Regions from separate parts of the Homo sapiens genome. Here regions 1, 2 and 3 are each linked to region 4. Evidence: chromatin contacts called from ENCODE Hi-C or POLR2A ChIA-PET data. All regions are on one chromosome and are shown on one strand. Each heading gives the region's core, a stretch centred on a gene start or an enhancer-like site at or near the end of the contact. The rest is flanking DNA. Distances are from core to core; before and after follow the strand shown.

Evidence for each region. A loop is a pair of places that touch in the nucleus more often than their neighbours do. ChIA-PET counts read pairs that join two places held with the same protein, here RNA polymerase II (POLR2A). Pooled maps may share reads with other maps.
Region 1: a pooled map shows a loop between it and region 4 (4-fold over the local background). The contact joins two enhancer-like sites. A Hi-C loop is called at or near these places in 5 of 50 pooled maps. POLR2A ChIA-PET finds 5 or more read pairs at or near these places in 3 of 52 experiments (AG04450, activated CD8-positive, alpha-beta memory T cell and activated T-cell).
Region 2: a map with no recorded cell type shows a loop between it and region 4 (8-fold over the local background). The contact joins two enhancer-like sites. A Hi-C loop is called at or near these places in 7 of 37 single-sample maps with no recorded cell type and 6 of 50 pooled maps. POLR2A ChIA-PET finds 5 or more read pairs at or near these places in 1 of 52 experiments (T-cell).
Region 3: a map with no recorded cell type shows a loop between it and region 4 (7-fold over the local background). The contact joins two enhancer-like sites. A Hi-C loop is called at or near these places in 2 of 168 maps with a recorded cell type or tissue (Calu3 and IMR-90), 21 of 37 single-sample maps with no recorded cell type and 10 of 50 pooled maps. POLR2A ChIA-PET finds 5 or more read pairs at or near these places in 1 of 52 experiments (HEK293T).

What each region holds. Positions count from the first base shown.
Region 1 is chr1:192,538,562-192,541,422 of GRCh38, forward strand. All of the region lies in intron 4 of LOC105371664 (a long non-coding RNA gene), which reads right to left. Among named protein-coding and RNA genes, the nearest start is that of RGS1, 36 kb to the right of the region's middle. Within about 2 kb of position 1,275, at least 12 of the 41 ENCODE cell types and tissues checked have a DNase peak (open chromatin) inside an H3K27ac peak, as active enhancers do.
Region 2 is chr1:192,515,584-192,518,588 of GRCh38, forward strand. LOC105371664 (a long non-coding RNA gene) reads right to left here. Exons shown (of 5, transcript XR_002958418.2): 5 at 1-2,380. Among named protein-coding and RNA genes, the nearest start is that of RGS1, 59 kb to the right of the region's middle. RefSeq lists enhancers at 1,055-1,174, 1,235-1,354. Within about 2 kb of position 1,353, at least 7 of the 41 ENCODE cell types and tissues checked have a DNase peak (open chromatin) inside an H3K27ac peak, as active enhancers do.
Region 3 is chr1:192,475,651-192,478,415 of GRCh38, forward strand. No RefSeq gene overlaps it. Among named protein-coding and RNA genes, the nearest start is that of RGS1, 99 kb to the right of the region's middle. Within about 2 kb of position 1,346, at least 3 of the 41 ENCODE cell types and tissues checked have a DNase peak (open chromatin) inside an H3K27ac peak, as active enhancers do.
Region 4 is chr1:192,701,153-192,704,039 of GRCh38, forward strand. No RefSeq gene overlaps it. Among named protein-coding and RNA genes, the nearest start is that of MIR4426, 14 kb to the right of the region's middle. RefSeq lists an enhancer at 1-83 and a cis regulatory region at 5-18. Within about 2 kb of position 1,284, at least 4 of the 41 ENCODE cell types and tissues checked have a DNase peak (open chromatin) inside an H3K27ac peak, as active enhancers do.

The sequences.
Region 1 (2,861 bases), core at 25-2,524, 160 kb before region 4:
AGAATGGTGATCATTGAAAAGTCAGTAAACAACAGGTGCTGGAGAGGATGTGGAGAAATAGGGATGTTTTTCCACTGTTAGTGGGAGTTTATCCTTTTTTTCTACACAGGGATATTCAGGTGGTGGCATATCTAAAAAACCTTACATAAACAAAAATGTATTTTTAAAATATATTTTATGCTACTTAAATAAGAAACCAAAAAAGAAAAATGGGAAGGCGATTGTCCTCTCCTCCCAGGCAGGGTAGATAAGAAAATAGAGAGGCAACATGAAGTGGATACTTGCAACTCTTAATGAAACTGAACCAGATACTCAAGACAGATGGGCTCCCCTACATCTTGCAAAGCAAAACTTATTTGTTCCTTTTACATTTTCAATTGCTTAATTTGAATTTCTTGGTGCAGGCAAAAGGATTTGTGAGAAATGTTTTACCCTCTTTCATTAAAAAAAAAAAAAACTATTCAATAGCAACTGTCTGAAGAAGGGGAGAAAAAAGGAAAGAAAACAAGAAAAGCCACAAAGCCCAGCTGCACTTAGTTTCTGTTCACTTAGTGCAGCTTATGACGTAGGCTCGTTGTATTTTGAATTTGCACATTAAAAACATTCATTCAGAGAGGAAACTGCCTTTGGCATAACCTGCAGAAGCAAATAGCATTCACAGAACTGTTATTCAAAAAATTGTACCCAGAGAGCTATATTTCTTATTTAAATGAAACTTAAGTAGAACCAGGGAGGAGGGGGAGGTATGTTTTATGGTGGGTAACTTCTGACTTAAAATTTGAATCAGGTTTCATAAACAATTATTGGAATCTGAGAAAAAGTCAAGCATCAAACCCTGAGTAGCTGAGAGTTTGGGGGTCTCACAGCACAAAAAAAAGGGTGTTGAAAGAGGAAGCCCCGTTTTTGCTCTAAGTGACTTGCCTGATCCCGAAGTTATGTTAGCTTGTTTACCTCCAAGCACACCTTTGGAGTGAGATTTTTAAAGCAGTTCTCTTTGTAACATCAACATTACAATCTATATCCTGAAAACTACGAAGTTTTATATTCCTCCTTCCCCTCACTAGGCCTCCCCTGGCCTGCTTGTGTATTTGCTTCTTAGGGTCTACAGGCCTCTCTCTGAACTAAAGCTCTTTTGAAGTCCCAGACTTCCTATCTCCACCCAGGATCTAACTTAGTGTGATAAAGGATAATTTATTTATGAAAAACATTCATGCCATTCTTTTAAACTAGAAGCTTACATTTCAAGGGTATGGAAATGATTTCTAGCTGCCCTAATTTCATGGCATTGGGCTGTCGTATGTCATATACCACTGCACTGTTCATAATATTTAGACAGTTCCATAGCAACCTGTAAAATACAGCCTCCAGAGGTCTGCATTCCTCCAGCTATTCATGAAGGATTGGAGGAATTCCAGAGGAAAGAAACCACATTACAGAGCACTGGGTCTGAAATGCTCCCTTTATGGTAGCAATTGCAGGAAACCTGGAGCAAAAACATGTCTTAGGATTTGATGCAGACCTCACTACAGTTTCTAGAAGCATTCCCTTTTCACTTCTAGTTTTCTGACTTTACTTATAAGGTATCCAAAAATGGTTTGATAAAATTAGACTGCTTTATAGCTTATCTTTTTTTCCTTTCCAGGGTGGACAAATAAATTATCAGATTTTTATTACTTAAAATGTGTTATACAAAAATATTAGTGGGCAATACAGAAACGCAAATATATTCTAAGGCCTGGTTCTCTTTCCATTTGCTTCTTGAAATTTGCAAGTAAAATTTTCATTTTGGCCTACTTTTGAACCAGACCACAAAAACTTACTTTATTACACTATCCATTCACATTAAAATAGAATTTCTACAGTGACCAGCACAGAGATTTTAAATAAATGTGGTCGACACTCCTTAGTCACTGTTGCCATCTTCACTCTCTCCATCTCTCATTTTCATCAACCTGTAAGATAAGTCACTATCTATTTTCTATCTATATTTCATTCAAAATGTCTTATACGTTTGTAGCTCTCTATTCTCATAGGTACTACTTATCTCCAAATTATATCTCCTCGCATAAGATTACCATAATAGTCTACCACTTTATGTCTTTTAAAATATTTCCTGTAGCACCTTATAGAACACACAATATTTTATATATTCATCACATTTGATCCTCAACCTATGTTTTAAGCAAAGCAAACATCATCCCAGCTTCACAGATAAGAAAATGGTCTCAAGAAGACTAAATGACTTTCTTAATCAATGTCATGAAGGTAGCAAGAGACAGAAACAAAACTTGAACTCAAAACCCTTGAATCTAAATCCCAGTTCCCTAAACTTAATACTTCCTTCTTAAGGCCAAATAACAACAGCACAATAAAACCCGCTAAAAATTTCAACAGGTCCCTATTTATTAAACACATATGGCAACTTAGAAGTGGAGTGGCCTTACAGAGTATGAGGTTTAACAATCCTCATTTTATATATTATAGCTCCAGAAGCTTGAGGACTGGGTGATATTTCCAACATTACAGAACCAACGATAGACCCCACCAGTTCTTGAATCCACTGACTCCCAGCTACAGCATTTTCTGCTACACTTTTCTGTCTTACTGCCTTAAGTGACCCCCAGAATTTTTAGCTTTTGATAACATGTCCCAGTAACATGTCCAGCTTTAATTTTACCATCTCAAAAATGTGCCTCTGCTAAAAACAGGTTTATACATTTCACTTTCCAACAGGGGGACCACACTGATACAACCTCTGGACAGTGGTCCACATTGCTCACCAAACCTGGAGCAATGTTCCCTTCAGTCTTTCCAAGTACAAGTCCTAGTCAAATTCTACTCCCTGCACAGAGCTGGCATCT
Region 2 (3,005 bases), core at 103-2,602, 190 kb before region 4:
TCCTTGTTTTTCATTTATAAACCAGGGATAATAACTATCTCATGATGGGTTGGTGATGGTTACAAGAGACAATGTAAAAGAGTAGCTATGAAGTAGGGACTAAATTAACATCAGTTTACTTCTTCTACGTGCTCCTTCTTCTTCTCCTTCCTTTTTCCCTATAGGTTTCTCTCCTGTCTTATAATCCACTTATGTTGGATAGGTAACTAAAAAATAAAATCGAAAATGGTAAAGCTGAAAGCGGCTGTAGTGGCCTTTTTTAAAAAATGAAGAGAATAAGGTCCAAGTGTTTAAAGATATAAACACAGCTAAGCAGTGGCAAATATACTAAAAAATGATCCCAAGTTCAATGTATTTTTCACTCTATCTAGATAATGTGTATAGCTAAATTAAGTTAGTTCATGTTTCACCCACCCTCCAGAATCCCTTCCATTCTAAACTCAATCAAGAATTTTTCAGCACCCAGGTTTTTACTACAGATAGCGCTTGTAAAGTTCCATGTGCCTCAAAAATGGACACAATGGCAACCTGGAGATACTACCCATGTACCCTGTTTAAAGGTTGCAGCCACTGTTTAGTTTCAAAAAATTATTGCTATGCAGAAATTTTGACCTACGGTTGCTAGATATTTTTCAAGAACAGAGTATCAGTGTAAATCTGAGTATCAGTGTAAAATTTTCTATTTTTTTTAACATTAAGAAGGCAAAATAAACCACCAGTTCGTGCCTTTCATGATAATGTCTAGAATGGAGGAAACAAGCTTTGGATAATCCAAGAACATCCATGCAAGTTCTCCTCTCAATAAAGGAATTAGGGGAGAATAGAGGAGAACTCTTTTTCCTCCCAGTTTCTGTTTTCACTTGCCTGCATTTTAAATTGAGTAAAAAGTGATCCTGAATGAGTCTGTTCTATCATATTTCCCTTCACTCTCTTTGAAGTTCAGGGCTCAAAAGTAGGAGATTAGTAAACATTTATCAATTAATTCATTGGTTGTGGGACTACTATTAATTTCTCCACCTCTCAGATTTCTTTATTTCTCCATCTCTTGATTTATTTTTTCTGCAAACACTCATTCAATAAACAGTCACTAAGCACCTGTCAGGCCCTGTGCTGGAGATGATGAAGAAATAAATAACAAATAGTCCCTGCCTTCGAAGAACTCCTAGTGTAGAGCAAGAGCTGAATATGTAAGCAAATAACTCTTTATGATGGTATGTAAAAGTTATACCGAGCATGATTAGCTTTAAAGTGGCATTTGCTTTACTTACAACCCGCCACATTGCCACAAAAGAGCTCAGAAGCTTAAAAAAAAAAAAGTGCAGCTGTCAGTAGTGATTAACACAACGGCTAGACACTGTGTATGAGAACGGATATAGGTGGTTTTATAAGGATCATGTGGTTAAGTGGGACACGCATGTTGAACAGAGTCTGCAGACATTTTGCCCAAAACTTCCTTTTGCAGTGTGCACATGTAAATGAGCCTTGCGTGGAAGTTTTTGCTTCCGGAATAAGATTGACTAGCCAGTGAAGCTCCTTATTACTCATTTCAGCAATCATTTGCTTTTCTTGATGCAATATATAAAACGTGTACAAAATACAGCAAAGGAACTTAGGTCACCCACGTTAACTTAGGACGTTTCTGTTGACTAACTTTGGGCGTTCTATTTATTAAAATTTGAAAGTCATAAATGCTGGGCTTAAAAGAAAAGAATCTCTCAGAACCTGAAATGAAAATTTAGCATTATATGACAGTTTTGAGAAAAATGATTCAGAGTTCTTTAAAAATTAAACTTCCCAAATGATTCTAGATTGAATTATATTCTGAATACCTAATATCTGCAGATTACTGTTTTAGATGCTATAGAGACAAAAAGTAGGTATATTAGCCTTCTAATCCTTAAAGAATCTGTAGTCCAATTGGGGAAGTAAGCACAAGGCAGGTGAAAAAGAGAAATAATAAAACAAAGCAGCATACAATAAATTTCCAAATGACTAATGCCAATAATCAGAGATATGTGTGCAATTAGATAACAATAACTGAGTTAGAGCCATCTAGAAAGAAATCGTACTTGATGTGAGTCTTGCAGAAGGGAATAATTTGGATAAAACAGGAGAATAATTGGTGTATAAAGGAGAAAGAAGAGTGGAGCAAAAACATAGGTGTAGATAAGCTTCAGAGAAATTTAGGAAGCAGGGATCAGACTCCCCCGGCTGTAGCAGAGGAACCCTGGGAGGACAACGAGGACTTGGAGGGAATGAAGGTTGAAGTGAGACAAACAAGAACATGAATGCAAAGCCATGGAGTTCAGACCTCCTCCCACAGGTAACGATGAGCCACTGGATATTTTCTCTTAGCTGAGTCATGTGATGAACCTGGAGGCTGCATGAAGGAAAAAGGCAAGGAGTCATAGTTAGAACTAGGTATGTTGAGAGAGATGTAAGAACTTCATCAGGCTAACAACTTGACATTTCTTCAAATATATATATTCTTTAAATAGAATGTTCAATATTTCTTTAGAAGGATTAGAAGAAACTAGCTTTATTTTATTTTATTTTATTTTATTTTATTTTATTTTATTTTATTTTATTTTATTTTTGGAGACAGAGTGTCGCTCTGTCACCCAGGCTGGAGTGCAGTGGAGCAATCTCAGCTCACTGCAACCTCTGCCTCCCAGGTTCAAGTGATTCTTCTGCCTCAGCCTCCCTAGTAGCTGGGACTACAGGTGCGTGCCACCACGCCCAGCTAATTTTTGTATTTTTAGTAGAGACAGAGTTTCACCATATTGGCCAGGCTGGTCTTGAACTCTTGACCTTGTGATCTGCCTGCCTCGGCCCCCCAAAGTTCTGAGATTACAGGCGTGAGCCACCACGTCCAGCCTGGGAGAAACTAACTTTCTATTAGTGTAGATTATATTCCACTTTATATTAAAAACAGATTTATTGTGTTGACTTAGCCTTGCGTAGAAGTTTTTGCTTGAATTTTCAAAGGCTTTGTCGTTTTTTCA
Region 3 (2,765 bases), core at 96-2,595, 230 kb before region 4:
TTTGGGCCCTACGTACATCAGACACCTCCTCCTCAAGCCTGCCTATAAATCCAGCAAACTGCCACGGTTTGGCCTTTTCCCCTCGGAAGCCCCTCTCTCTCTCACTAGAAAAAGAACTGTTCTTTCTTTCTTCCGTCTATTAAACCTTCGCTCCTAAAATCCTCATGTGTGTCTATGTCCCAAATTTTCTTGGTGTGAGACAATGAACTGCTGGTATTTACCCCAGATAACGAAGCTTCAGTTTCAAGATGGAAAATGTTGTGAACAATTGCATCTCAGAAAAGGCAAGAACCAGGGCACCTCTGGGAATCTCTGCAGGCATCGTGGCATTTCCTTAAAGCATATGACTGCCCCAAGGACTGCCATCTAAATTTTTCTATCTGACTACCTTCAGTTCTGAGGCTTCCTCTGTCAAGGTTCTCATTCCCAAGGTAAGAAGTCAGACGGCCTGATGAGGATCCGGTATCCTTCTGAAGTGGAAGGACAGTGTCTGGTGAGCAGGTGTCATGGAGGGCCAGTGGCATGTGCCTGTTGGGAGGGGTGCTATGTGAGTCAAGCTGCACAGACAAGAATAGCATCTACTGTTTTGGCATCTTTCCTTACCACTACATGATGTTTCTCTGCTCTGAGGAGATCACACACCTTGATTTCTCCAAGTATGCTGGCTACAGTCACATTCCAGTGCCAGCAATGCCATTAGCTCCCTTTTTCAGGCCAAATCACATGTATTAGAGAATATATTTATTATTCCCGCAAGAATATGAGATGCAGGAGGGCTGTACATTGATTCTGCATATTTTTATCCCAAGCCTAGGAGGACAGCTCACTCAGGAGACAACTGGAGAGCAGCACCTTCAATTCACTTTTCTTGGAATCTAGGTTGTATCCTGATAAGAAGCATGTGAAAAAAAAAAATGTGTGTGTGCGTGTTGGTTGGGGTTGAGGGAGAGATGTTCAACACTAACATAGAATTAATGAATTAATGATAACATAGTGTCATATTGAGATAGTGAGATGTGCTGCACTTTGGAATAAGAGAGACATAGGTTCCTATCCTGTTTATTTAGCAGATTATTTAACTTGCCGGTGCATCTATTTCTTCCTCTATGAAATGGAGAAACAATCCTATGAATCTCTATGAGGACTAAATTGGATAACGCGTTATGCTGGGTGTGGTTGACTGGCTCCCAGCAGCCAACCCCACCCGTTTCCATGTTCCTTTTTTGTACATAGGAGCTGAGGAGATAAACGCTACATTTAGCAGACTCCTTGGCAGCAAGGGCTCTGGGTGTGAATTGTGTCTGCCAACCAGAGGGAGAAGTTGGACGCGAACGCTTGGCTGTTCCTGCTGGCTAGCAACGTGGTAGGAACAGGTTTCTGTGCAACGGAGTTTGCATGCGTATTTCAGACTTTTCAGTGTTTTGAGATTTGTGACATCACTGCAGTAATGACCTCAGAGCGGGCACTCCTAATGAGTCAGTTGCACATTGTTTTGGCAGTCATCCCACAATATCCACTCAAAAACCGACTTCTCTGGCCCTCCCACTGATTGTCAGGATCTCACTTGCAGTATTAACCCACTTCTGTTTTCAGTCTCTAGAGTGGTTTGTTTCCTATTCTGAGCAATGACTAATATAGACATACAAAGTGCTTAACAGAGCACCTTTCTGTGGCACTAAAAAATGCTTGATAAATATAGCTATTAATATTATTATTATTATCTGGTATTTGACCTTAATCAAGTTGCTTAACCGCACTAAGCCTGAATTTTCTTATCTATAAAACAGGGACTTCTTAAGGAACTGCTGTACAGATAAAATAACATAATGTATGAAAAGAGCTTAGCACAGAGAGTAGGTGCCCAGTAAATTTTGTGTATAATTATATATTCCTTTTATTCATTTTCATTTTTTCAACATATAAATTATTTTATTAGTCGTTTAGCTTAATCCACACATAGTATAACACTATAACAGCATCAAACTGTTGTATGCCAATGTCTATGTTATTGACATGTAGTAGATTTCTAAATGATTTAGAAATGTGTTATACAAGAAGCCAGGTTAAACTTAAATAATGAGAGTTTCTGCAAAACTAATCGACTGACTCTTACCTCTGGTAATTTTTCCTTAGACTTTATTCTGCAATCACTAGAGGGCAGACAAATACAGTGAATAATCAGTACCAGCTAAAGCAGTAAATTCTTAATGAGCTTTCTGAATATGGGTAGAAACCGTTATTTTTCAAACATGAAAATAGAAGAACAAAGATACTTACTATGTAAGGACACAAATATCAGTTAAAAGTTTATAAGTTTATTTTAACTTCATTGTTATATAAAATTAGTAAGCACAATTTTCTACCTCATACTTATGTAAATTTTAAAGTAAAATCATTCAACAACACATACATTAATTTTTAAAATTAACAAGATAATTAAATGATATATATTCATTAGAACAGAGAGAGAAGGTAGCATAGTAAGAGGATCATGAATCTGGGAATACAAAGACCCAAACTCCAAATGGGTCATTTTACCTATTAGTTGTTGTAGGCACAGTGCTTTGGGCCGACAAACTTTCAAGATGCTAGAAAAATGTTTGAAACTTGTAAAATAATTGATTCCAGACTTTGAAATGAAGACTTTTTATTTACACACACACACATGCACATATATGGACACAACCTAACGAGCAATATTCCCAAAACAGTAAGAACATGTTGGAATCTTGATTGAATGGTAATAAATGATTTTCATAGAACTG
Region 4 (2,887 bases), core at 34-2,533:
CCAAATTAATGATTAACTTGAAAATGGATGATTCATTGGGCAAGCATTTCCTATACCACAGCATTACATGTTTTCCAATTATAGTGCTCAGGGGAGGTTCTTAGTTAATTCTTAGTTCTATCTAAATAGAAGTTATATTTTTATTAATTTATCAGTTTTATCAATGTATATATTTTATACAATTTATATATTTAATTAAGTACTACAACTTACATAGCTAACATCACCTTAAGAGCATAATATAAAATAATTTTAGCTGTATAAAATAAATTAACTGAGTTACATAGAACTTAATTTCACCTTAAGTCCAACTTGTCCTAAATTGAAGGATATTAAAGAGCCCTAAAAATGCTTTAAGTGGTGATTTGAACTTCTAATGGAAAATGTTATAATTTGCATACTGAAAAATATCTCATTGTACAAGGATAGTTTCTGTGACCTCTTTTCAATATGCTATATTGAGTTTCTCAAGAAAAAGGGGGAAGAAGGATTTTGCTAATCTGTCTCTATATCTCACCTGGTTCCTGCTGAAAGCAATGACAGGCACTTGTAAAAATATAATCCTAAAATATTATGAAGCTAGCTGGCCTACCTGAGCTCCAATTCACAAACTCAATTTTCTCAACACCTTCTAAAACCAACTATACTAGCTAATTTTCAAAGCAAGGAAAATTTAGTCTGACAGTCTATATGCCTAGAGGAATCATCATGCAATAATTATTGGGTTTGTAGTACAAATTTACCCAGTGGATATTGGGTCAATTTTTCTTTTCTAAATATTTATAAAGGAGTATGTTAGAAGTCACATATAAGGGATTTATCATAATACAACATTTAATAGACATGTGGGCATGCTTTAGCCAAAATGAACATACTTGGCTAGGGATGAATACATCTACTATTTACAGTTAAATATTTCCTCTACCTGGAGAGATTCCTGTGCTGGAAGGCATTTTAGAACATACAGTATTAATATTATTTCTAAAAATAGGGTGAGTAGAGTGACAATCTTCTAAAATCCCTGCCAGGAAGAAGAGAAATGCTAAATATAGATTGAGGAATCCCATCTTATTTGGGAGATTAAATCATATCTGTATAAATTATTGGAGGCCTAGCAACTTTCCAACACAAGCTAGTTAATTGTTACATTTTCAAATTCTATACTTCCTGTGTGTTACTTTGTAATGCACTTTTGTAATCACGGTATCTTTCACAACCTTTTCCAAGTTCCAAACCACTTCTATTTACATAACTTGATAAAGATCAGTAAAACTGACTCACTAGCTAAAAGAGATAATCATAGGGTAATAGGCAAAACAAGATAAAAAGCAGAAATTCAGTGTATTCTAATAAAAAAGAAAGAATGCTCGTCTTTGGTTTCAAAGCACTAAATTCAAGTGTCATATAGCATAAATTTAATACTTAATGTTCTCCTATAACTTTACATTGTCTTTCTCATGCATGAATATATGTCATCTTTATAGCCTTCCTTGAGGAGAGTATTATTGTTATATCTATTTTATAAAGGAGTAAACAATAATTAAAAGAATTGAAGTGGTTCAGGCATGGTAGTTTATTGCTGTAATTCGAGCACTTTGGGAGGCTGAGGCAGGCGGATCACTTGAGGTCAAGAGTTCAAGACCAGCCCAGCCAACATGGTCACTTGAGGTCAAGAGTTCAAGACAAGCCCAGCCAACATGGTGAAACCTAGTCTCTACTAAAAAATACAAAAATTAGCTGGGTAAGGTGGCAGGCACCTGTAATCCCAGCTATTTGGGAGGCTGAGGCAGGAGAATCGCTTGAACCCGGGTGGCAGAGGTTGCAGTGAGCCAAGATCATACCACCACACTCCAGCCTGGGCAACAGAGTGAGACCCTGTCTTAAAAAAAGAATTGAAGTGTTTCACAGGAATTAAACTCAGGTCCCAGACTAGATCCTTTGCACTTTCTAAGGCAAGCCCCATCAAAAAGCCCCATCAAAAAGGAGCATAAAGCATTGCTTAAGAATGGAGATAAATCAATAAAGACACAAATCAAATTGCACTTTAGGGAACACAGCTGTTGTATTTTATGATTATTTTGTGGTTCTATAAGACAAGATTATCCCCATATTTCTTCATATGCCAGTCTAATAGTAATAAGTTTTGCCTGTTTGATTATAATTAATTCTATTAAATAATAGATTTCATTCCACTCTTTATAGATTTCTGTCTCAATGATAAACATGTTACCCTCATATTTGAAAGTTTACAATTGCTGAGTAATACAGTAAGTGATACATTCCAAGACCCCCAGTAGATGTCTGAAAACATAGTACCAAATCCAATTGCTGTCAATCAATCAAAACACATTTCTGTTCATATTTTCTACCCACAAATTTACTGCCTGTTCCATCTTAACTAAGCACTTATCATGCACTATGGCTGCATGCACTGCAAACTTTTGTAGTTTTAGGTGCGATAGCACAACTAGCATGAATTTCTTTCACTTTCGTCACTATTTCGCAGATGGAAGATTTGTTCTTAGTAATCTTAGAAACCTCAGTATATTATTTTGTTTTCTTTGCTTATTGAGAACTTTTACCTTTTATCTTAAAGGAAGCATTTTGCAGCTTATCTTTGGCATATTTGAATTGTCAGCATCACTACTCTTGTGCTTTGGGACCATTATGAAATAAAATAAGGCTACTTGAACACAAGCACTGGGATACCACGACAGTCAATCTGATAGACCAAATGGCTACCAAGTGACTCTCTGGTGGTTAGCATATATGGCATAGATACACTGGACAAAGGGATGATTTACACCCTAAGGAGAACAGAGCAGAATGACACAAAATTTCCAAATGCCACTTAAGGGCATACAATTTGAAACTTGAAAGTTATTTC